3 separate regions of the Homo sapiens genome follow, and regions 2 and 3 are each linked to region 1. The links are chromatin loops, found by intact Hi-C in ENCODE. Cell type or tissue: dorsolateral prefrontal cortex. All regions are shown on one strand.

What was found. Hi-C counts contacts between places; a loop is a spot of excess contacts. Peaks named below come from ENCODE experiments on the same cell type or tissue, not always from the same donor. Only the 100,000 strongest peaks of a DNase experiment are listed, where the experiment ranks them.
Region 2: a loop joins it to region 1, with 3.0 times the contacts of the local background. A loop is called at or near these places in 20 of 110 quality-filtered maps.
Region 3: a loop joins it to region 1, with 4 times the contacts of the local background. A loop is called at or near these places in 65 of 110 quality-filtered maps.

Annotation. Positions count from the first base shown.
Region 1 is chr6:154,151,289-154,159,288 of GRCh38, forward strand. It overlaps IPCEF1 (interaction protein for cytohesin exchange factors 1), which reads right to left. Exons shown (of 12, transcript NM_001130700.2): 12 at 3,208-8,000. It also overlaps a transcript of OPRM1 not described here. Among named protein-coding and RNA genes, the nearest start is that of OPRM1, 120 kb to the left of the region's middle. In dorsolateral prefrontal cortex, CTCF peaks have their summits at 3,284 (motif pointing right), 3,490 and 4,921; DNase peaks (open chromatin) are centred at 3,293 and 5,043; H3K4me3 peaks cover 492 bases; H3K27ac peaks cover 3,209 bases.
Region 2 is chr6:154,497,890-154,505,889 of GRCh38, forward strand. All of the region lies in intron 1 of CNKSR3 (CNKSR family member 3), which reads right to left. Among named protein-coding and RNA genes, the nearest start is that of CNKSR3, 8.8 kb to the right of the region's middle. In dorsolateral prefrontal cortex, CTCF peaks have their summits at 3,119 and 3,320; a DNase peak (open chromatin) is centred at 3,141; H3K4me3 peaks cover 589 bases; H3K27ac peaks cover 3,873 bases.
Region 3 is chr6:154,366,179-154,374,178 of GRCh38, forward strand. It overlaps LOC105378067 (a long non-coding RNA gene), which reads right to left and starts at 6,535. Exons shown (of 3, transcript XR_007059823.1): 1 at 5,068-6,535. In dorsolateral prefrontal cortex, a CTCF peak has its summit at 4,570 (motif pointing left); a DNase peak (open chromatin) is centred at 4,563; H3K4me3 peaks cover 407 bases; H3K27ac peaks cover 582 bases.

The sequences.
Region 1 (8,000 bases):
AGGACAAGGGGGTGGGAGAACCTAAGCAAGGCTGTGACCTTAGTTGTGGACCAGATTCAGCCTGGTCCCTGGGGGAAGCCCTGGAGCACACATCCTACCACAGAATTGCTTCCATTTTGAGACAAGGGCAAAAGAGGGGCAGGGCCCTTTGCACCACAGCTGTCAGTCATTGTTGTGGCCGCCATGGTTGGGGATGGGGAGCATAACCTCCTGACCTGAGTGGCTTTCATGTAGCTGAGGGAAATTTTCTGGAAAAGGAGCACGGTATTTGCTGCAAAAACTCATAGCCACTGGGGAATGAAAGCTCTGGCCAGGTAAAGGGATCTGGGCAGGGCATCAACAGCATCCACAGCAAGAGCCTCTGGCATGAGGACAATAATGTGCTAAATCTCCAGGCACCCTGTTTGCCTGGGAATTTTGCTCCTTCCCTACACCTCCTACTCTGGCTAGAACTGCCGAGGTATGCTCAGAAGAGACTTCTGGGTTGATGTTGTGTTTATGCCTTCCTAGAATACGTGACTGGAAAAACAAGCAGACTGGCATCAAGGAATTAGCTATAAATCCAGGTTCGTTCGTTTGTTTGAAGAGAAACAACAAATAGAGGGCCGGGCGCGGTGGCTCAAGCCTGTAAGTCCCAGCACTTTGGGAGGCTGAGGTGGGTGGATCGCTTGAGGCCAGAAGTTTAAGACCAGCCTGGGCAACATGGTGAAACCCTGTCTCTACTAAAAATACAGAAAAGTTAGCCGGGTATGGTGGCGCAGGCCTGTAATCCCAGCTATTCACGAAGCTGAAGAACAAGAATTGCTTGACCCTGGGAGGCAGAGGTTGCAGTGAGCCAAGATCGCGCCACTGCACTCCAGCCAACAGTGAGACTTTGAAAACAAAAAAAAAAAAGAAAGAGAGAGAGAGAGAGAAAGAAAGAAGGAAGAAAGAACGAAAAAGAAAGAGAAAAGAAAAAGAAGAAAGAAAAGAAAGAAAGAAAAAGAAAAGGAAAGAAAAGGAAGAGAGAAGAAAGAAAGAAAGAAAGAAAGAAAGAAAGAAAGAAAGAAAGAAAGAAAGGAAAGAAAGAAAGAAAGAAAGAAAGAAAGAAAGAAAGAAAGAAAGAGAAATAGTGTTCAGGTTGTGGTTACACAGGTCAGGACCAATGAAATTCTGTATTTATCCATGCATTTCAACAGCAACATCCACTCAGAAAAGCCCCCTCACACTGTCATGGGGGAAGAGGCTGCAGACTAGGTCAAATCCATCAGTCTGACATGGCACCAAGCAGATCATAAACCTAAGATGTTAAGGCCTAAATTATCCTTTGCTTGATGATACTTGATTCTCAAAAGTGATTTTTTAATGCTTTGTCTTTAAATGCAGGTATTGTGAATACCTGATCTGATAATTAAAATATTGTCCCCATTGCACCTGTGCACACATAATTTTTATTTTTGTTTCTATTTATTTTATTTTTGAGACCAGGTCTTGTTCTGTCACCCAGACTGCAATGCAGTAACCTGATTATAGCTCACTGTAGCCCCGAACTCCTGGGCTCAAAGGATACTCCTGCCTCAGCCTCTCACGTAGCTGGGACCTGGGACTACAGGCATGTTCCACCACACCTAGCTATTTTTTTTTTTTTTTTTAAAGAGACAGGGTCTCATTATGTTGACCAGTCTGGTCTCAAACTCTTGGCTTCAAGCAATCCTCCCGCCTCAGCCTCCCAAAGTGCTAGAATTGCAAACATGAGCCACAGCTCCCAGCACTTGATTTCTTAAAAGCCAGAAATTTCTTGCTTTTCCCCTCATAAAGATGAATTATCTTTCCTATGGTGAACATACCTTGAAGTCAAATTCAAGTTACGGGGTGTGAAAAAGGACTTTCATGCTTCTAGCTAAAACGTGGAATTCCTGGGATTTCTGGGAGGTGTTGCTGGTCCACGGGGACTCAGCAGGATATTTGAAAGGGAGATTTGCAGTAAGCAGGATAGTGTTCAGTCCTAATCACTGGAACCTGTGTAGACGTAACAAAGGGGAATTTAGGCTGCAAATCAACTGACCTTCAAATAGATTCACCTGGATTATCCAGGTGAGCCTGTTGTAATCACAAGGTTGCTTAAAAGAGCCCCGGCCAGGACCGGTGGCTTACGCCTGTAATCCCGGCACTTTGGGAGGCCGAGGCGGGCAGATCTCCTGAGGTCAGGAGTTCAAGACCAGCCTGCCCAACACGGCGAAGTCCCGTCTCTACTGAAAATACGAAAAATTAGCCAGGAGTGATGACGGGTGCCTGTAATCCCAGCTACTCAGGAGGCTGAGGCAGGACAATCACTTGAACCCGGGAGGCGGAGGTTGCAGTGAGCCAAGATCACGCCACTGCACTCCAGCCTGCGCGACAGAGTGAAACTCTATCTCAAAAAAAAAAAAAAAAAGCCCCAGGAGGAGGCGAGGAGAGAAGGAAGGCACCAGGTGCAAGTTGCTGACACCGAAGCTGGAGGAAGAAGCTCAGAGACAAGCGAAGTGGGGCACCTGTAGCCCAGGGAGTGGGCAAAGAAATGGATTCTCCCCCAGAGCCTCCACAAGGAGTGCAACCTTCCTCGAACTGTGAGTTCACAAATTTGTTGAAGCTGCTCTATTTGTGGTAATTTGTTATATCAGGAATAGGAAATAATATGAGATTGTTCCCGAAATCAGGAAACGCATGGTGCCTATACCTTTTACTAATACCTTTGGTCTAAAATAATTTTTCCTGCTTCCATGTAGGAGCCTAGAAATATTTGGTGGTGGCAGGACAAAGAAGACAGAAGGTGGAGCTTGGCTTGTGAGGTGAGACTTGGGAGAGAGTCAGGAACAAAATGAAAACTGTGTGTGTAGACAGCAGTCAAGGAGCATGAATCAGTTCAAATGCAGGCTGATTCCCTCTGATCAGTGGATCCAAAGAAAGGCAATTTATTAGGCTATTTCATTATTTTCTTTGTTCATTTTCAAATAAATATCTCATATGTTTTAAGCAGCTTGTGTACCACATTTTGTAACTTTTATAATATGCAAATTTTAAAAATTCTTTAAACAAAATGTGGGTGCCTAGAAATAATAAGTAATACAATGTGCAAGTCAAATTTAGTGGTCCAATGGCAATTTTTGAAAAATCTAAATATTATTGTATTAATAAACCTGTAACTTGAGAACCACTGGAAAAGACCACATCGATTATTGTTGAAACAGATTTCCAATATAATTAGATCTTTTATTTAAAAATAAAAACAAGTCTAGAAGCGATTTTGATGACTGCCACCAGAGGGCACTGTAACCTTGTTGTAGACGATCAAAACGCAGCCATTAAACACTTCCAGCCACATGTTTATTTCTTTGAGAAAGCAACACTGCAGGACAAAAATGAACACCAGTAGTATATTTCAACTTTTTTTTCATGTCATTTGCCTAGATATATTTTTTTCTTATTTTTATTTTTATCTTACAAGTCAACCTCAAAAACATAAAGCAGGAGAGAAATGAGCCATGCCTCTTTTTCAGTTTAGAGGGGTAGCTGACACAGGATGAGAGCACAGTAAAACTTAAGCTAAGATTTCCACATTAATATCTTGCCCCCAAACACCATGCAGTGCTAAAAGTCACATTCCCATCATGCAAGCACATTAAAATATATGGCGATTAAAACTCCTGGTTTCTATTTTACGGCATTTGCTCTTTCCACGAGGCACACTTCCCTTTTGGGCTAAAGGTTAAAAAAAAAAAATTCAAATACAATGAAGAATCCATTATTTTCAATGTTTTCTATGTGGTTCTGGGGTCATGTGGGAAAGAACTGAGATGTGCTGAAGAGGCAAGGGAATTGCTTCCTGCCCCACGACACAGAGAAACGTGTGTCTGCTCAATGCCTCATTCAAGGAGACGAGTGGCTTTCTGTGAGGAGAGAAATTATCCCCCTTCCACAGTCCATTTCATACAGGCTGCAAACATTTAGTTTCAGGGACTTTTATTTTCAATTATGTATTACAAAACCCTGGGCAGGGCAGTCATCTCCCAGTTCTAGGATTCAATTTCTCCTGTGAGGTATACAAAAGAAATTGGAAGAGAAATAAATTGGAAAACCACAATTGGATATCATATTCTTGTTAGACTGAAGAAGAAATGCCCCCTAAAACTATGTGGATATGGCAGCTTTTCTGTACTTAACATTACTCATTAAATCATGTATGTGGCTATATCAAAATACTGTCTTTCGGCCAGGTGTGGTGGCTCACACCTGTAATCCCAGCACTCTGGGAGGCAGAGGCAGGCAGATCACCTGAGGTCAGGAGTTTGAAACCAGCCTGGGCAACATGGTAAACCCCGGTCTCTACTAAAAATATAAAAATTAGCCGGGCGTAGTCCCAGCTACTCGGGAGGCTGAGGCAGGAGAATCACTTCAACCAGGGAGGCAGAGGTTGCAGTGAGCTAAAATCGTGCCACTGCACTCCAGCCTGGGCAACAGAGCAAGACTCTGTCTAAAAAAAGAAAAAAAAAAGTATTTCTTACTAAGAGATAATGTACCTATGAATTTAAACATGTCTTAAATTTGAATAGCACTTCTTTTCAAAAGACTTAAAAATATTTTTTCTTTGAATCTGTTTCATCTCTGTGACATTGTTTGTGACTGGAGTGCTACCTGAGTAAATTATCATGATTACATGAAAAGCAATTAAGAGAAGAAGGTCAAAGGACCAACCTCTAATCACTAAGTTTGGTCTCTAACATTTGACAGCACATGCCTCAAAAAGCAAACAAAATAAACACTCTCCATTTCTTTAAATATATGTTTTTCATCCAAGGATCACACAGCACCTCCCAAGTAGTCTAATGTACAGAAAGAAAAGAAAGGAAACACAGCATGATTAGGTGAAACCCCAATCCATAGACAGCCCGCCAGCAGGTTGAGGCAGGACCACTAGGAGGAGACTGTGCTCAAGCACAGAGAGGGCCCTTTAGGTTTCAAATGGAGAATTTAGCCAAACAGCCACCAGGGCCAGCCGTATGCTAAGCCCAGTGCAATGAAACACACGCTCCCAGTCAAACTTCTTGGTTTCCTAGTGGGCTATGTGCCAACAGCAACTTCACAAGGTAACAGGTGAAGCGAGGTGGGGGGCGGAGAGGAGGAAATGGGCAGAGAGCCGCTGGGAGTCCTGAGACTCAAGTTCCTGCTTCATCACTGGGGGCTCCGGGCCAGGCACTTCACTGTAATAATCCACAATCATCTCAGAGCATGGGGCAGCGGGAGGGGGCTGAAAACACACCAATTTGCAAACTACAAAGTGCTGTGTAAATGTAAGGCATGGGTTTCACATTGAAATCTGACTCCAAACACAATCTCTTTCTTACGCTTCCTGGAGTCTTTGTAATCCTATACTTTAGGAGTCTTTCTAGGCCTTTGATCCTATTCTGAGATTTGAGCTGTTGTGGCAAAACTAAGAATTCTTTAAAGCAAAAGACGCCCTTGCAATGCAGGGCTCAGAGTGTCTATTTGCAATATATCAACCAGTGAAGGCATCACATCAGGCTCCGTTCTGGATCTACAGGCTAACAACAGAGGGAAAAGGTCCTCTTCACAACCCCAAAGAGGAGTCCTCTCCAAATCCTAATCTTTAGCAGGTGCCACAGATTTGGATCTACGTGTGCTGAGAGATTCTCCACTTCCTTCCTGAGCAGCCATGGTTTTCTCTCTCATTCCACAGCTCACAGACACTGCAGGACTGGGTATAGGAATTGGCCCTTGGACCCCAGGAAACTACCCCAAATGCATTTCAGAGATGACCCGGTCTCAAGAAATATACTGAAAGTAATCCAGTTTTCCCAATATTCTTTGGACCAGAAAAGTGGCTTGAGGCCAAGAGAGAGAAGCCCATGTCTTCCTACATTAAGTGTCACGGAAAGTGTCACCCACTCTCCCTCTCACTCCTGTCTATCCCCCCACCCACGTCTTAGTGGCCACAGCCTAGGCTGAGAACTCACAGAAGCAGCCCTACTTTCTAGCACAACCTGGTCAAAAGCAAAATAATTTACAGGGGGAAAAACACGAATGAGCAGGCAATGGGGCTCCAGAAAGCCAGGTGCAAAATTGTGAAGTTCAGTTTCCCTTTCACTTTGGGAAGCTCTGCAAAGTAAGCTTTAACTAGCAAAGCAAAAACTTCTAGGCTAATGTTCTTGACTTTGAAAAATAAATTTAAGCCTTGGCTAAGTAATCCCAGGGATCTTTTTTGCCTTAAGTTTCAATGGTACTAAAGGAGTTTACAGTTGAAAGGCTGGGGAAATATGTCTTCACGAAAAGCCAAAGGAAAGCATTCAAAGCTATTCACAAACCCTGCTCAAAAGTGTCTGGAGCTCTTCAATTTAAGAAAAACTGGAAGTCTACAGGCTGGTGTTGCAAACCAAAGAAAAATAGGTGGAAGGGCACTTTATGTCACACTGTTATTTCTGCTATTGTTATTTGTTGTTCCTTCAATACTCTTTACATTGCCAATCCTAAATAATTTCCCTTCTGGTATCTGCTAATCACAGAAAGAATCAGTAATTTCCAGGGGCAAAAGGTTAAAGCACTGCTTTCCTAAACCAGGGCATCAGGGTGCAATCTGAGGATCTGAATGTTCTCTCTGTCAGGTCACCACAGGTCAAACTCATCTTCAGTGGCTTCCCTAGGTGGAGAAGTACCCACATGTTTGCTGGGCCAAACTGACTGGCCTGGCCTCTTATCTTAGAGAAGTTTCTAGCAGTACAACTTGCTTCTTGTTTTTTGTTTTTATTTCTTAATGCTAAGGTTGTTTTTTGTTTGTTTGTTTGTTTACAGAGTATTAAGGCTTCTTAGTAAAGCTTGGGGAACTATTCAACAACTATTTCCATTTTGTTTGCAGATATAATTCAGGTGGTTCCTTCCATTTGAATGTCAAGCCACACTTTGAAGCTATAAAACAAAATAGGTTGTGTGAACAATTTGTTACGGGTAGGCAGGGCCAACATGGGTACTTGGTGGGTTGTGGTTATTCCTATGGTGAGAAATATTCATGGTGATTAGTAAGGGAAGACTTTCATATTGTTTCTCTATAGCTCTCTTTAACACAATGATTTCTAAATTTCTATTAGTCTTTAATGAAAAGATGACATTAGTTGTGTTGCCTTTGGTCTAAGGTTTGCAGGCATAAATGGCACAAAGCTTAAAGTTTATTTAATAGAAAGGATAATCTAAGATGAAAGTCCTTTGCTGGTTAAAAGAGTGACTTACAAGAGATAGAAATCTAAATTTAAGAGCTCATGGGGGTTGGGGTGGGGAAGAAAATGAAAAATTATGAATGCATGCCCCATTTTTTTCCCACAAGATTTCCTGAGCATTCCTCAGACACAGTGCAACATCATAACACCAGTGAATCAATAGTATTTCTATTTTTCTCAAGCAAAAAGTATAGACTCATCAAATATATACTAAGCACAATATATAATAGTATATCATCTTTTAAACACTAGTAATTTGAACTTCTATAAATATATTTAAATAACAAACATAGCTATTCACATAGCACACAAGTGACATATAAACATACAAAAATAAATCCCTCATGTTTAACTCTTTTGTTGCTTCCATGGGTTTTTGTTTTTTTGTTTTTTTGAGTAAAGATATTAAAACAATTCAGATGCCAAAGTCGTCTTGTCAATATTGATCCTGGGAAACCTGGATATAAATTCACACTATGTATAGGGATCACAGCCAAGGACAAGAGCAGTAGACATTCTTTGCGGAACATATTCCTATCTCCTACCATTGAGTAGGAAAGCTCAAAGGAAGTAGAGGTCTCCAATTGTGATGAGATGTTTTCTCTAGCTGTTGTAAGGAAAGGAAACATTAATCAGATCCCCTAACCTGCATAAAGTGTGAAAACACCAAGCTGTCCTTTGAATGAGTGGAATATGGAACACGCCTCCTCCTTCAGCTCTCCCACATGCCACTGTCTATGAAGCATTTCTCATCACATG
Region 2 (8,000 bases), 350 kb after region 1:
ATTTACGTAGGACCCCACTAACCAGCACAGAGATGGGGGCACACTCCCTATTTTAGGTGATATGTGAAAACTTTCTGTGCAAACACAAACAGCTCCCATCAGAGGCCAATATTATATAGCCACTATGGGGAGGTAAACTCAACCAAGAGAAGCCGAATTCCTGTTTTTACCCTGAAGAGTAACTATTCAGTGGTTTGCTGAATACATCAGGGCATGAGTGTTTCTGGCTAAATAATACCTGCATGGAATTACATGTTGCAATTTTAGGAATAACGGAATTAGGTAAATAGGAAAAACAAATTATACATTAAAAAAGTTTACTGAATAGCTGATTAATTACTATGCAGCCAATTTTATTCACATCTTACAGGTGCGCTTCTCACTGGACAATTAACACCTGACCATGGCTGTCCACAGAGGAAATTGCAAACTGGTCCATAGATATGTTTTGTTTGGTCTACGTCAAAAAAAAAAAAGCTATAGACAATTTTGTGAACACTGGGAAATGTCACATAGAAACCCAGATTTACAGCTTCATTTGACAAGAACAAAAAAATGACAAAAATCAGAAGCTCTGGAAACTTCACATCCACAATCAGCAGAAACCAGACAACACATGGCTTTGGGTTTGCCACAGTCTCCACCACTCCCTACTGTCACGCCCCCACACTGCAACTTCTGACATTGCCTCCTGGCCCCTATAGGCAACCGTGTTTGCAATTCCTGTTACAAGTCTCAGTGTGATTCCTGTTACAAGTCTCAGGGCCATTCCTGGTCTTTGGTGTTCACTTCTGCAGTGTCTTTTTTATTCTGGACTCTCATGGGTTTTGCCAAAAGTACAGGTTCAAATTCCATCTACACTGATTCAACGTTCACAACGCCCACCTACTAAGACAAAAGAGCTTTTTGCTTTGAAATGCAACATGTTTGTGACTCAGTATTGCTCTTTTCTGATTTTTCTTTCCCTCACTTCTCATCTCCATGCTTTGTTCAAAGCCAAAACCTGAGTGCTAAGTGAGGAAGCTCAACTATTTTCTCGCAATGGAGGGGAGGGGGTTACATTCTGCTCCCCTATTCGAGTCAGGTCTGGAAATTCCACATGAAAGCTAAACAGGTCCTTTCGGACCCATGAAACATGCCCCTTCTGTGTGTTCCTGGGCTGAGCACTCACAGGGACAGGACGGAAGGATGCCCTGGGCCTGGGGTTTAACAGGTGGCTAAGAGCCCGAGGGGATACCAGCTTTAACTCTTCCCTCCCTATTCTGCAGAAAGGACACTTACAAGCCAAGGTTCATTACTCATCTACTTAAATATGTCACCACTGTCCTTACTGGAAACATTGTCTTTCTTAATCAGTTATTATGTATTAGCAAAAAACTGTGGACAGGCATTATGAGGAAGAGTCTGGCTTATGTCACCTATTTCCATAGAGTCCACATGAGTGGTGTAGACCCCTGATTCTCCCATTTTATCCTGTACCAGAATTCCCTGAGGAGTCTGTTAGCTTCCTGGATCCCACCCCCAGAGTTTCTGATTCTGCAGGTCTGGGGTGAGGCCCAGGAATTTACATGTCTATGTTCCCAGGTGAGGCTGGTGTTGAAGAAGTGAGTTCAAGAACAATGGTGACAGGATGTTGAGACGCCCCGCATGTATGTGCCTGGGAAACGGTCTCTTGAAAAGCTTGGTTTAAACACTCATTAAGTTTCTCTATTCCACGGTGCCAATCTCTACCGGGTTTTTTTAATGTGGGGGGTTCTTTTGGTAGACACAGGGTCTCACTATGTTGCCCAAGTTGATCTCGAACTCCTGGGCTCAAGCCATCCTCCTGTCTCAGCCTCCCGAAGTGCTGGGATCATAGGCGTGAGCCACTATGCCCGGCCTGTCCATCTCTGATTTGATCCAAGTAAGAATGAAGAATTTCTCCAGCTCCAGGAAGGGTTTTTCTTTAATCAGCTTTATGTAAAATTCTTCAAATTGGCCTGGGGTGCTTAGAATCAAACCACTTCAAACCATGTGTCTCCAGGCATCTTAATAGCAAAGAGTATTTATGTTTTTTTAAATACTTATTAGTAACAATTTAAGGCTTTAGTGTACAGAGTCGTTTCCTAAATGCCACCCACAGTTGTGTCATCTGCTCATGGTTAGTTTAAGACTCCAGTTGGTATCTCTGTTAAGATGGTGCTGACAACTTTAACAGGTGTTACATGAAGTCTGATCCACCCTACATATTAAGCTAGTTTTCCTCTATTTCAAAGATCATATTCCAACTAGTATTTTGACTTGATTCTCCTGAAGACAATGTAATATAAAATTACTGTGAGAACATGCAAAATTGTTCAATTAATGCATATGTAAGTAAAATTAGAAACACACACACACACACACACACACACACACACATCCACTCCCAATCCCAAAGCACTGAATTTCCCCTTTCCACAAATCTCTGAAAATAGGAAATAGAATGCTTCCTTTCACTAAAAGGTTATCCTCAGGAAAGCATGATTCAGATTATCATAATCGCCGCCTTTTCTGATAGAAAGCACGTAGGGGTTTTCCTCTGATGGAGCTGACAGACTGTCTCCTTTTGGGGGACTCACAGCTGGGTGTGAGCAAGGGGTTAAGGCTTCCAGGTTATTTTATTATCAGCCTCCCTCCTTAAGTTCCCTCTCCCACTCCCTCCCCTCTATGGAGAAGTGATATATTATGTGTTTAAAACTGCCCAGCTCTTGTTGAAAATTTCTCAAAATGCCATCTATTCCACCAAAAGTATGGGAGCTATAGTTTCTAAAGCAAACATTAGGATAGTCTTTCAGTAGGGCAAAATATTTTAAGTCAGATACACCAGTTTCTTTACTCAAATACTTTAAAAGTTTTCACATAGAAAGCTTTCTAATTTCTACATCTTATTGATTCGCATTCTAAGGAACTGCTTTGCTTTAATAAACAACCATATTTGCCCTTCTGATCCCAGGTTTAAAAATGTTCAATCAGCCATTTGATGTCAAAGAAAACAAAGTAGGCTAAGTCCAATTTCACAAAAACTCTATTCATAGATGAATAAACAGCTTCAGAAACTAGCCGCAGCAAAAAGTGCCAGAAAATAACAATGATGTGAACAAGGCAGAAAGACAGAGGGCGCTCTCTATTCTAAATGACCATCATACTTGGCCAGAGAGGAGCCAGGGGCAGAGGAGAGCATCTACCTTAGCCCTGGCAGGAGGGGAAAGAATGAGCAGACATCCCAACTTCAAATATAATGTTTACATTACTGAGATTGGAAGCTGTCAATGACCCAACTGTAACTAGAACTTGGCTTCACAAAGGCTGAAACTGCCAACACCTGAATCCAAGACACCATCGCCTCCAGAATACTGCAATGCCTTCCAGCTGGATTTCCTGAATTCATTTCTGCTCAAAAACCCTGACTGATCTTTCAACACACAGATCAAATACTGTCACTCTCTGCTTTCCACCGTAACTATTAAAAAATAAAAATAAAAAATTGCACCTCCCTGACCACGACTTGTAAGAACCTACATGATCTGGCCTCTGTGTGTCTCTCTCACCTGCTCTTCACCCATCACCCCCACCCTCGCTCTCATGACCCCACCACAACTTCCTTTTCTCAAACTCTCCAAGCCGGTTCGCACCTCAGGGCCTTTGCATGAGTTATTCCCTCTCCTAGAATGCCCTTCTCCCTAATTTTCTGATGGCTGGTTCCTTCCTACCATTCATGCCTAAATGTCACCTCTGAAAGGCTTTCTGATGACGTCATCCAAAGGAGTCCCCCACCCAGTCCCTCTCCTTCACCTCTCTGCTTTATTTTCTGATTTATGCTTATCAGTAGAAATTTTCTTATCATCTGTTTTGTGGTTGGTGGTGGCGTTTGTCACCCACACATCTACCACACTAAAGCCGGGACTATGGATTCCCAGCACTTAGAACAATACCTAAAACCGAGAAGATTCCCCTAAGAACAGGGGGAAAGCGTCCAAGGAAACAATGAGAAGACCGAAGACGGACTTGATTTAACTTACCTCCTGTATAACAACAAAAGGGTGAATGGAATTGTCATAAATTATTAATAAGCACATGAAGGGTGACAATCAGCCACAACAATATTAAACATTTAAATAAAAATATCCCAATTACACCACCAGTTAACTTGAGTTATTATTGATCATGAATAATAAGTGGGTAAACACATACGCCATACGTTATGCAAGGGGCTTTCCCTGTATTTCCTCTTTTAATTCCACACATATGCCATACGTTATGCAAAGGGCTTTCCCTATATTTCTTCTTTTTTTTTTTTTGAGATGGAGTTTTGCTCTTGTCGCCCAGGTTGGAGTGCAGTGGCACGATCTCAGCTCACTGCAACCTCTGCCTCCCGGGTTCAAGAGATTCTCCTGCCTCAGTCTCCTGAGTAGCTGGGATTACAGGTGCCCACCACCATGCCCAGCTAATTTTTTTTTTTTTTTTTTAGTAGAGACGGGGTTTCACCATGTTGGCCAGGCTGGTCTCAAACTCCTGACCTCAGGTGATCCACCCACCTCGGCCTCCCAAAGTGCTGGGATTACAGGCGTGAGCCACCACACCCAGCCTCCCACACTTGTTGGTTAGGAAGGAACTAGAAGGCACCACCTGGATAGAGCAGAAACCAGGGACGGGACAGGACCACAGAACAGAAGCCTGTGAGGCCTGGTCCCAGCTCCTCACCTCTGGACCTTGGACAATTCATTTCACTTCCAAAAGCCTCCTCCATGCTGCTCATCTGCAGTGGAAACTGCCTTCCTGTGCATCTCCAGGCTTCAGAAGAGTCAAATGAGAACAAATGCAGAAGTGCCCTCAGAGCTCATGAAAATAACATCTGATTTTTTCACTTAAAGCTTACATAATGGGTAAGCCAGTGATGACACGCCAGAAATAGCATAAATGAGAGGAAAGAGAGAAAGCAAGGCAAGAACGCTCAGGTCCGGGAGCTAGAAGACAACACGCTGGGTGAAAAGAGAGGCAGTGACACAGGCATGGGGACACAGACGGGAGGGCCCCTCTCGCTTCCTCACAATAAGGGGAATGCACGAAGGAGCCGGAGCAGGAGTTGTCACTTGCCAATCTCCATGGATAAAGGATGGAGCTACCCCAGTCTCAGCGCAACTCATATATTTGTGCCAAGTTTTTAGAACTGCCATGGTTATTTATTCCTGAAATGACATTTGGTGTCATTTCCCATCAACAATAAAATCTCCACCAAAAGTCAGTTAAGTGTGGTAAACCCCGTGTGGTCACCAACTATAGGATAGTGTGACTAGCCAAAAGCCCATCTCATCCTCCTAGGTCCTACTGAGGATCCTGAGAACAAACTTCAACCACAGTGACCACTGACCACCCCACAACTCCCTTCTTACTACTTGTGTTAAAGATTTTTTTTTAAAGGGGGGCAGGGGTTGGTCCTGAGCATGGTGGCTCCCATCTGTAATTCCAACACTTTGGGAGACCGAGCCGGGAGGATCACTGCAGACCAGGAGTTCCAGACCAGCCTGGGCAATACCACAAGACCCATCTCTACAAAGATTTTTTTTTTAATTAGCCAGGTGTAGTGGCATGTGCCTGTGGTCCCAGCTACTTGGGAGGATGACACAGGATGATCACTCAAGCCTCAAGCCCTGGAGTTTGAGGCTAAAATGAGCTATGATCGTACCACTGCTTTCTAACCTGGGCAAGAGAGCAAGACCCTGCCTCTTATTTAAAAAAAAAAAAAAGGCTGTTATAAGAACTCTTCAAGGAATAAGGAAGAAATCTCAAGGGAAATGTCTCACTTATTTTGCTAAGAATTGCCTGATGCTGTTGCTAGGTGGTGCTTATAAATATAAGCACACACCGTAAGACTGGTTTTTTACTTTAATTAGTGGCAAAGACAAGCCTTCTCAAATTAAGTGTCATCATTCCAGAATGTAAATAAAACAGCTGGAGTACATACCAGACCAGATAGCCCAATACTACAATAGCAGGACTCTAGCAAAGTTTGAAAACACATTTGCAGCTACGTGCTAGAACAGTGCTTCTCTAATTGTGATGGGTGCACGAATCGCCAGGGGATCTTATTAAAATGCAGATTCTGATTCGGCAGGCCCAAGCTTCTGCATCTCTAACAAGCTCCCAGGTGATGCTGAAGTTGCTGGTCACAGACCAGGTACCAGACAGGGGCCAACAGTTGACAGCAAAAACCATCCTATGCCATGCTCACTGCAAGCCCAGGTACTATTTTTTAAAAGTGAGGAAATATGGCTCAAACTAATTTACCCAAGGAAAGCTCACGAAATTTGCAAGAGGCATTTATCACTCCGCTAATCAAGAACCTTCCTGATCAGCTGCAAGTTCTGCCCCGGATCCTCTGACCAGCTGGTAAACGGCAGAGAAATCTCTTTGACACTGACAGGTGCCCCTGGATGATAAGAATACACCTTATGAAAGACTTCACTGCTCAGAGAAAACAGTTTGTGTCCTGGAGCTATAGGAAAAAGGAAGAGAGAAAGCAATAAAAACAAGGAGTAGAAATGTATGGAGAGCTTACATAAGATCACACAGTCAAAAGCAGAACTGGGATACAAACTGAGTCCGGCTCCAGAGCCCATGCTCTGAACCATTCAGCTCCACCCCCTGGTACAAGTAATCAAAGTGACAAAGTGATGGAGTACAGGAGAGCCCCAAGGAGACCACAACTACTAATTAGGGGACCCTGAGCAAATTCTCTCTCTGCTTCAGTTTCTTTAATATGGGCTGGAAATTATTCAAACACCTCACTGGGTTTTCTAAGGATGAAATCAAAGAGGCTGGACAGGTGCAATGTCTCACATTTGTAATCCCAGCACTCTGGGAGGCCGAGGTGGGAGGATCACTTGAGCTCAGGACAAGATCAGCCTGGGCAACAGAGTGAGACCCCATCTCTGTATTAAAAAATAATAAGTAAAGAAGTTTTATAATGAGAGAGCCTAAATAAACACTTAGAACAGCGTCTGCCAAGATAATAAGTGCATCAATCAATGTTTTTCTGTTATTAAGAGAATTTTATCACTGGAGTGCAGGAGAGTGAATGGAACCAAGGAGAGGGTGGAATGAAGAGCTTTTCTGAACTATGGCCAAATGGTAGACCTACGGCTGCTAAAACAAAAAGGCCTCCCTTTCCCAGGGACCACAGAGACTAAAAGAGAAGGTATAACCTAAACTGGAATCAAGGTAACAGAAAGAACTGCCTCTGTCTGGACGGTGGCAGGAAGGGCCTAACAGTGCAAGGTAGTACATTGCAGTTGACCTGTGATGTATCAGATCTCTGTAGTTAACTTGGAAATTCCAGACTTTCCATGGCCAAATAGTCAAGCACCTTAAGACTGCTATGTGTCATAAACAAATAGACACGACAGGGAAAGAGCAAGTCCCGTGGCTTAGACCTTGAGCAAGAAAGCCCCCTTTTCTCTTGGTTGGTGATGGGGACTGCTACCAACACTAGCAGCACCAGAAGCTGGCCAGAGAGACTTCTGTCCTGGGACCAAAGGTGGGTTTTAGAGATGTGCTGACTCAACTACACAATTTTATTATTATTATTATTTTTTTTTTTTTTTTTTTGAGACAGAGTCTCACTCTGTCGCCTAGGCTGGAGTGCAGTGGCACGATCTCGGCTCACTGCAGCCTCCGCCTCCCGGGTTCATGCCATTCTCCTGCCTCAGCCTCCCGAGTAGCTGGGACTACAGGCGCCCACCACCACACCCGGCTAATTTTTTTTGTATTTTTTAGTAGAGATGGGGTTTCACCATGTTGGTCAGGATGGTCTCGATCTCCTGACCTTGTGATCCGCCCACCTCGGCCTCCCAAAGTGCTGGGATTACAGGCGTGAGCCACCGCGCCTGGCCAACTACACAATTGTTGAGAGCCTACCCACTCGAGGCTGATCAACAGCCAAGGCTAGGACAGTTCTGCTGGGACAACCAGTCCCACGTCTT
Region 3 (8,000 bases), 210 kb after region 1:
GACATGTACATATGAATACGGTTAGTTAAATGTTACCTCAAATGCTAAATTTTTTTTTTACTTTTATTTTATTTTATTTTATTTTTTTGAGATGGAGTCTCACTCTGTCTCCGTCGCCCAGGCTGGAGTGCAGTGTCCTGATCTTGGCTCACTGCAAGCTCCGCCTCCCAGGTTCATGCCATTCTCCTGCCTCAGCCTCCCGAGTAGCTGGGACTACAGGCGCCCACCCCCACGCCCAGCTAATTTTTTTGTGTTTTTAGTAGAGACAGGGTTTCACCGTGTTAGCCAGAATGGTCTCGGTCTCCTGACCTCATGATCCACCCACCTCAGCCTCCCAAAGTGCTGGGATTACAGGCGTGAGCCACCGCGCCTGGCCAATAATTTTTAGAAGTATCACCAATGTTTAGTTGAATATTATCTTAGCCTTAAATCAAAACTTATGCATTATAAATTAGAGTCTGACTATTTCATTTGTTTTCCTAGTGTGGTCATGCCTAAGCATTTATACATTAAAATACTGTAGATATTATTTTATTACTAAATGACTTTTATTTCTCCTATATATATAAATACACACACACACGCACACATATATATATATATATTTCTTTTTTTTGAGGCAGAGTTTTGCTCTTGTTGCCCAGGCTGCAGTGCAATGGCATGGTCTCAGCTCACTGCAACCTCCACCTTTGGGGTTCAAGCAATTCTCCTGCCTCAGCCTCCCAAGTAGCTGGGATTACAGGTGCCCGCCACCACGCCCGGCTAATTTTTGTATTTTTAGTAAATTGGGGGATTCACCATGTTGGCCAGGCTGGTGTTGAACTCCTGACCTCAGGTAATCCATCTGCTTCGGCCTCCCAAAGCGCTGGGATTACAGGCGTGAGCCACCGTGCCCAGCCTGTCCTTGTATTTTATTCAGAGCAGTAAGAGCTAATGGATATAGAATGCATATTATGTGCCAGACACATTCTAAAAGCTGTGCATATTGCTTACCTATCTTCTCAATAACTCTATGAGGCAGGTACTATTGTTACCCCCTTTTCAGAGATGAGAAAAGTAAGGCACAGAGAGGTCACTTGCCTGAGATCCTATGGGTAGTAAACGGCAGAGGCTGGATTCAAACCTGGCCAGGCCGGCTCCAGGCCTCGTGCTTTCAGCCAAATTACTATATCTCACTATATTGTTGTTGTTGTTGTTTGGTTTGTATGTCGGCAGATTATATTATTTATGAATTTTATTTCAAAATAGTAAAGAGGGTGTTTCAAAATATATTTGATGATGGAAAGGGAAGCACTGAGAACCATTGGCTGAAAATTGACGCTAACATGAAGGAGCAGGAAGTGAGAATTAAAACGTAAGGGCAGCTGAGGGCTAGGCTGAGACTCACCCCAGTGTTCAGCTCAGGAGTATGAAAGTGAGTTGCGTAGGATGCCAGCCTCCTTGAAGAAAAAGCATTCTGAACATCACGTATTTTGCTAACATTCTATCATTCCTCTATGCAGAAATATTCTTTTTGTTAAAAGGAACAAGATTCTCAAAGGCAAGGACTTTCTTTTCTTTTAAACTTTAAACCTCCAGGTGCAAAGTATGTATGGCACGTTATGGCCAAGGAATGTTGTTTGAATTCGTTATATTTTCCAAAATTAAAGACTAGAGTACAAATTTTAGTCTTTCCTCCTCTGTGTTCCTCTATGTTTTGCCCCTCATACACTTATTAGGAAAAACAACAGCTCCATTCTGATATCACTGGGTTATTGTATCAGCCTAATGTATCTCTATTCCCAAGAATGCCAAAGTTTAAAAGAGTCACTTTCTGTTTCAGTAAATGAGATAGTAACTGGAGCAATTTTAGCATGGATTGTTGCATAACATTGACCTGTTGGCTAATAAATCCCAGAGAGTGTGCAATACTGTTGGGTAAGATCCTTGTTTTACCATTTCTGAATCAAGCCTTACTCGGAGATGATCAGAAGACCACCCCCATGTCAGGGGTGCGCAATATCTGGACTGTTTTTACCTCCCTTGGTCTTGAGGATATCACTGAGCTAAGATTCTGCTGGTGATGTAAAGACCCAACCAACACCTATGAGCCCTGAGTCAGGCTGTAATTTGTTAGTGAAGCAGCCTTTTGGCCAGCAGGGATCTCATCTGTCACTCATACAGGCTTCTCCTAGTGTATCCCTTCTTACAACATGTAGTGCGGTTCTGCTAAGCACTCTCTCCCCAGCATCTACGTTTCCAGACAAGATTGTGCTTGTTGTAGACTGGCACTCCCAGGGAACCATCAAGTGAGCGTGCACATTGACAGGGCCTAAGAAGAGGATCAGCTTCCCTGCACCTTCTAGACCACAAATGCCACCAGCCAGGCACTTCAGGAACCTGCAAACATGAATCATCCTTTAGGCACGGTAAGAAGAGACTTGCACAAACTGGATGATCAAAGAATCGGAAACAGGTAAATGAAGTAGGTGCTGAAAATATTTTCAAGTACGTATCTGGAATGGCGTTTCCAGTATAGATGATTTGTCAGATTTTCAAGATGTTACTAGCAGCTAGGGTTAGTTTAACAGGAAGTCAAAGTGTTATAGATCAAAGATTCATCAAAAAGTAAAGAGGAATTATTCACAGCTCCTTCAATTTCTACAGTTCCAGCAATTTACTATATTGTAAATTGAGGTATTTCCATGATTATAATTCCACCTACACTGTAAACTGCTAGAAGTGAGAGTCAGTATCTTGTTCATAAGGTATCTCACAATGCATAGCACATAGTAGGCACTTCATAAATATTATTGAAACGGTAAAGATGGAAGAAGTGAAAAAGATGTAAATGGATATGTATTAATTTCCTATTGCTCTTCCAACAAATTACTGCAAACTTAGTGGCTTCAAACAGGCATCCCCAACCTCTGGGCCACGAACCGGTATTGGTCCCTGGCCTGTTAGAACAGGGTGTCACAGCAGGAGGCGAGCAGCGGGTGAGCCAGCGAAGTTTCATCTGTATTTACAGCCGCTTCCCATCGCTGGCATTACCACCTCAGCTCCACCTCCTGTCAGATCAGTGGCGGCATTCGATTCTCATAGGTTCAAGAACCCTATTGTGAACTGCGCATGTGAGGGATCCAGGTTGCACGCTCCTTATGAGAATCTGATGCCTGATGATCTGTCGCTGTCTCCCATCACCCCCAGATGGGACTATCTAGTTGCACGAAAACAAGCTCGTGGCTCCCACTGATTCTACTTTATGGCAAGTTGTATAATTATCTCATTATATATTATAATGTAACAATAATAGAAATAAAGTGCACAATAAATGTAATGAGACCGACCTTCCCAAAACCATCTCCTCCACCCTCGTCTGTGGAAAAATAGTCTTCCACGAAATTAGTTGCTGATGCCAAAAAGGTTGGGAACCAATGGCTTAAAACATCACAGATTTATTATTTTACCATTCTGGAAGTCAAAGTCTAAAATGGGCTGGCAAGGCTGTGCTCCTGGAGGTAGCAGGAGAGAATCCATTTCCTTGTTTTTTCCAGTTTCTAGAAGCTACCCGCACGCATGCCATGGCCGATGGCACCGTATCACTCCGGTCTCTGCTTCCATTGCCTGTCACATCTCCTCCTGTGACCCTGATGTTCCCACCTCCCTCTTACAGGGACCCTTGTGAGTACACTGGACCCACTGGGATAGGCCAGGATAGTCTCTCCATCTGCAACATCCCTTTTGCCATGTAAAATAACATCGTCACAGGTTCTAGAATGTGGACATCTTCCCAGGGTGGTAGAGGGGGGCATTATTCGGCCTACAAGCACTCTACCAGGGCAGACTTTCTCCCCTTACCTAATTCTAATAGTTCATAATACTTACCTGCTTGGACAGTCCATGAGTAGCTGGATATCGTCAAGCCCCAGAATGTAAGACAAGATAATGTTTCCAAATCCCTAGCTCAGTTCATATCAATGGAGTCAAAGCAGAGGAGACACTAGATTTTTCCAGATCCTTTACTTTCCTCACAAATAAATCACCAAGATGTATCACCATAACTATCTAATATTTCTCAGACTCCTCTCCTTCTTCCCATCCTGCCGCCTCACTTCACCTTCAGGCCTCATTTTTGGCAGAATTGCAATAGCATCCTGGGTAGTTTCCCCACCTCCAAGTGAATTTCCCCCACCCCTCCCTCCAAGAGGCTGTGCAATCTCTTTAAAAAGCAAATCTATCACTCCCTGGGAGCCAAGCACAGCACCGTTAGAAATATTTGCTGAAACATTTATTGAACAGAATTGGTGATAATAGACACTGATTTGAAAAAAAACGGATCCTATTATCTTTGATCTACTTCAGTTCTCGTTTGTGAGGGACTATTTTGATTGGACTTCACCCACTACCTGTGGGTAGTTTTGTAAGAAAGCCCATTTATCTGGCAAATTAATTCATGTATAATACACATGAATCATATTTATAATAATAGCTTTCTAAGATTAAAAGGCACATCACAGAGGAAATACATGAACTCCTCAGCCTGGACTAAACCGATCACTGCCACCAAGTGGCAAATGTTATCATTGGAGCCCGGAAGCACAAGGACACAACAGTTTCTTCCATTCATTTGTTCTGTTCCAGCCTCCGATGCATAAGGAACGCTATGGAATGTATCCAAGACCCACATCAGAACAGCAAGGAGCTGAGGTTTAGAGGAGTAATTAACAGGATTTTTATATCTAAGCAGGAAAAATGAAGTAAAAATACTTGTGAGCTTCACCATAGAAATTCGTTATTTTTTCCTTCTGCTTCTTTCCATTTCAACTTTACAGACACAGTGTTGCCTTGTTTATTGACAGTCAAAGGGGTATGACATTTGGGAAGGTCATTTTCAAAGTAACTCAAGATGATGTCTTTAAGAACTAAAACATATTTTTAAAATTTAACCACATATAACGGGCATGTATAGATGCCTCCCTGACACAGGAGTTTGAACAAAATGATGTGCTGTCTGTCTTGGTGCAGCCTGAAAGGCCAGTAGCTGCCAAGAAGGATAACTTATTTGGTGTCAGAGTGTAAACTCACCACAGTCCAGGGGCAGGCCCATCCTTGCAGGCACAGAAACTCTATTTTGTCTCTGCCTTGGGATTTTCTGTCCACAGGGATGCCGACTTAGCCTAATCAAGTCACACACAAAAACCAGAAAGCAATGTACATATTTGTTTCAGATAGCAAATATAGCACATCATATATTGACATTAGTTTGACTGCTGTTTTCTGTGCCTGTATCAGGCGTTGGGGTTAGGGATAGAAGTAAAGAGGAGGGGGAATCGGAGATGTCCATGTCAGAGAGAAGTAGAGAGCTGGGTTGCACAATTCATTCTGATGCCATTTCTGCTCTTGTTCTAGTTTATGTGGCTTAGCAATATGCCTCCTTTTTCTGGGTAATTAACATGAGTCTCTGTTCCTTACAAACCAGAGGATGAGCTTAAAAGATTGTTAAACACGTAATTATCTCTAATTATGCCGAGTATAAACAAACGGCTCTTACGATGTTTCCATCTGTAAAACTGATATGCCGATTCTTGCTTAAGACTTAGAGGTCTTGTTTGAGAAACTCTACGTGACTCTGATTCTCATATCCTAATTCCTACTTTACATCAGACACTTCTTCTGACATTTAAAAAGACAGGCTGGAAACTGTCATTCTTGAAGAAATAGCTGTAGAATAGCCTCTCTAAGCTACTTGGGAATACCAGAATACCAGAACAGCAGTTCTTTACAAACTGCTAATATACACCTTATAAAATACTGACCGAACTAATGGTCATAGCATCATAATGGTAACATCATTCATTTTCCCTTTTACACAGGTCCTGCCTATTATCTTTTGTGTCTTTGCTACTCTCTTGTTTGGACTTACTTAGGATTTTTAATTGTTTATAATAATATTGTGGTATATTCAAATTGTAATACTTGCTAAAAATGCAAGTTGTCAATTCCTTTTGAGACACAGCTAGTAATTCAGGAAATTTCTGAAGCACAAAAAGTTCACCTATGACCTTTCCATGATTATGCAATTACAGCCTCAATATGTGCTAAATATGGGTTGTCAAGAAGCCAGGAAATCCAGGTAGCAGCAAAGATTGAAATGAGCTAAAATGTAGCTGCGACTTTTTTTTTTTTTTTGACATGACATCTCTTACTCAAATAAGGGGGAAGATTTTTATAAGTTAATGATAATTGAAATAAAAATTGAGAGTCAGAACCAAACTAGTCAAGTTCATGGTTCATGCAGGCTGCATCAGCCAGACAGCAGAGAAGAAAGAGAAGGCCATACCCCGAAAGGGACTGGAGCCTGGAACGCCCCGCCCCCTGCACCCCCTACAAGTATGGCCAAAAAAACCACAAAAAACAAAAAACAAAAAAAACCCAGGACTTAAAGTAATTTAACTCTCAGTTAACTGTCAGTAATTGCTGAACAGCTGTGGTGGCTCATGCCTGTAATCCAAGCACTTTGGAAGGCCGAGGCAAGAGGATCACTTGAGGGCAGGTGTTCAAGACCAGCCTGGGCAACATAGCGAGACCTTGTCTCTACAATAATTTTAAAAATGAGCGAGTCATGGTGGTGAGCACCTGTATTCCCAGCTACTCAGGGGGCTGAGGTGGGAGTATCGCTTGAGCCCAGGAGTTCAAGGCTGCAGTGAACTATGATCATGCCACTGCACTCCAGCCTGGGCGACAGGGCGAGACTCAGTCTTTAATGAAGTCTCACTTAGAAAAGTTCCTCCCACTTAAATGTAAGACCTCAAATTATAAAAATCCTAGAAGAAAACCTAGGAAATATTCTTTTCAATATCAGCCTCGCCAAAGAATTTATATAGCTAAGTCCTCAAAACCGATTACAACAAAAACAAAAATTGCGAAGTGGGACCTAATTAAAATAAAGAGCTTCCGCACAGCAAGAGAAACTATCAAAGGAGTAAACAGACAACCTACAGAATGGTAGAAAGTATTTGCAAACTATGCATCCAACAAAGATCTAACATCCAGAATCTATAAGGAACTTAAATTAACAAGCAAAAAACAAATAACTCCATTAAAAAGTGAGCAAAGAACATGGACACCTCTCAAAAGAAGACATACATGTGGCCAACATAGGAAAAAACACTCACCATCACTAATTGTCAGAGAAATACAAATCAAAACCACCATGAGGCCGGGCACAGTGGCTCATGCCTGTGATCCCAGCACTTTGGGAGGCTGAGGGGGGCGGATCACTTGAGGTCAGGAGTTCGAGACCAGCCTGGCCAACATGGTGAAACCCCATCTCTACTAAAAGTACAAAAATTTAGCCCAGCGTGGTAGCATGCACCTGCAATCCCAGCTACCGGGGAGGCTGAGGCAGGAAAATCACTTGAACCTGGAAGGCAGGGGTTGCAGTTAGCCGAGATCATGCCACTGCACTCCAGCCTAGGTGACAGAGCAAGACCCCGTCTCAAAAACAAAAACAAAACAAAACAAAAACACAATGCGATACCATATCATACCAGTCAGAAATGTCTTTGTTAAAAAGCTATTTTGTTAGAAGACAAGAGATGCTGGTGAGGCTGCAGAGAAAGGGGGAAACTTACACACTGTTGGTGGGAATGTCAATTTGTCCAGCCACTGTGAAGAGCAGTTGGGAGATTTCTCAAAGAACTAAGAATTCGTGGCTCTGCCTAGGTAGTAGCCATTTTTTTATTTCTTTACTTCTCTAATAAACTTGCTTACACTTAAAAAAAAAAGAGAGAACTAAGAATTGAACTACCGTTTGACAGAAATCCCATTACTGGCTATTTACCCAAATAAAATCAAGTCATCCTACCAAAAGGACACATGCACCCATATGTTCATCACAGCACCATTCACAATGACAAAAACGTGGAATCAACCCAGTGCCCATCAACAGTGGAATGGATTTTTAAAAACCTATGGAATACTATACAGCCTTACAAAAGAACACCATGGAATACCAT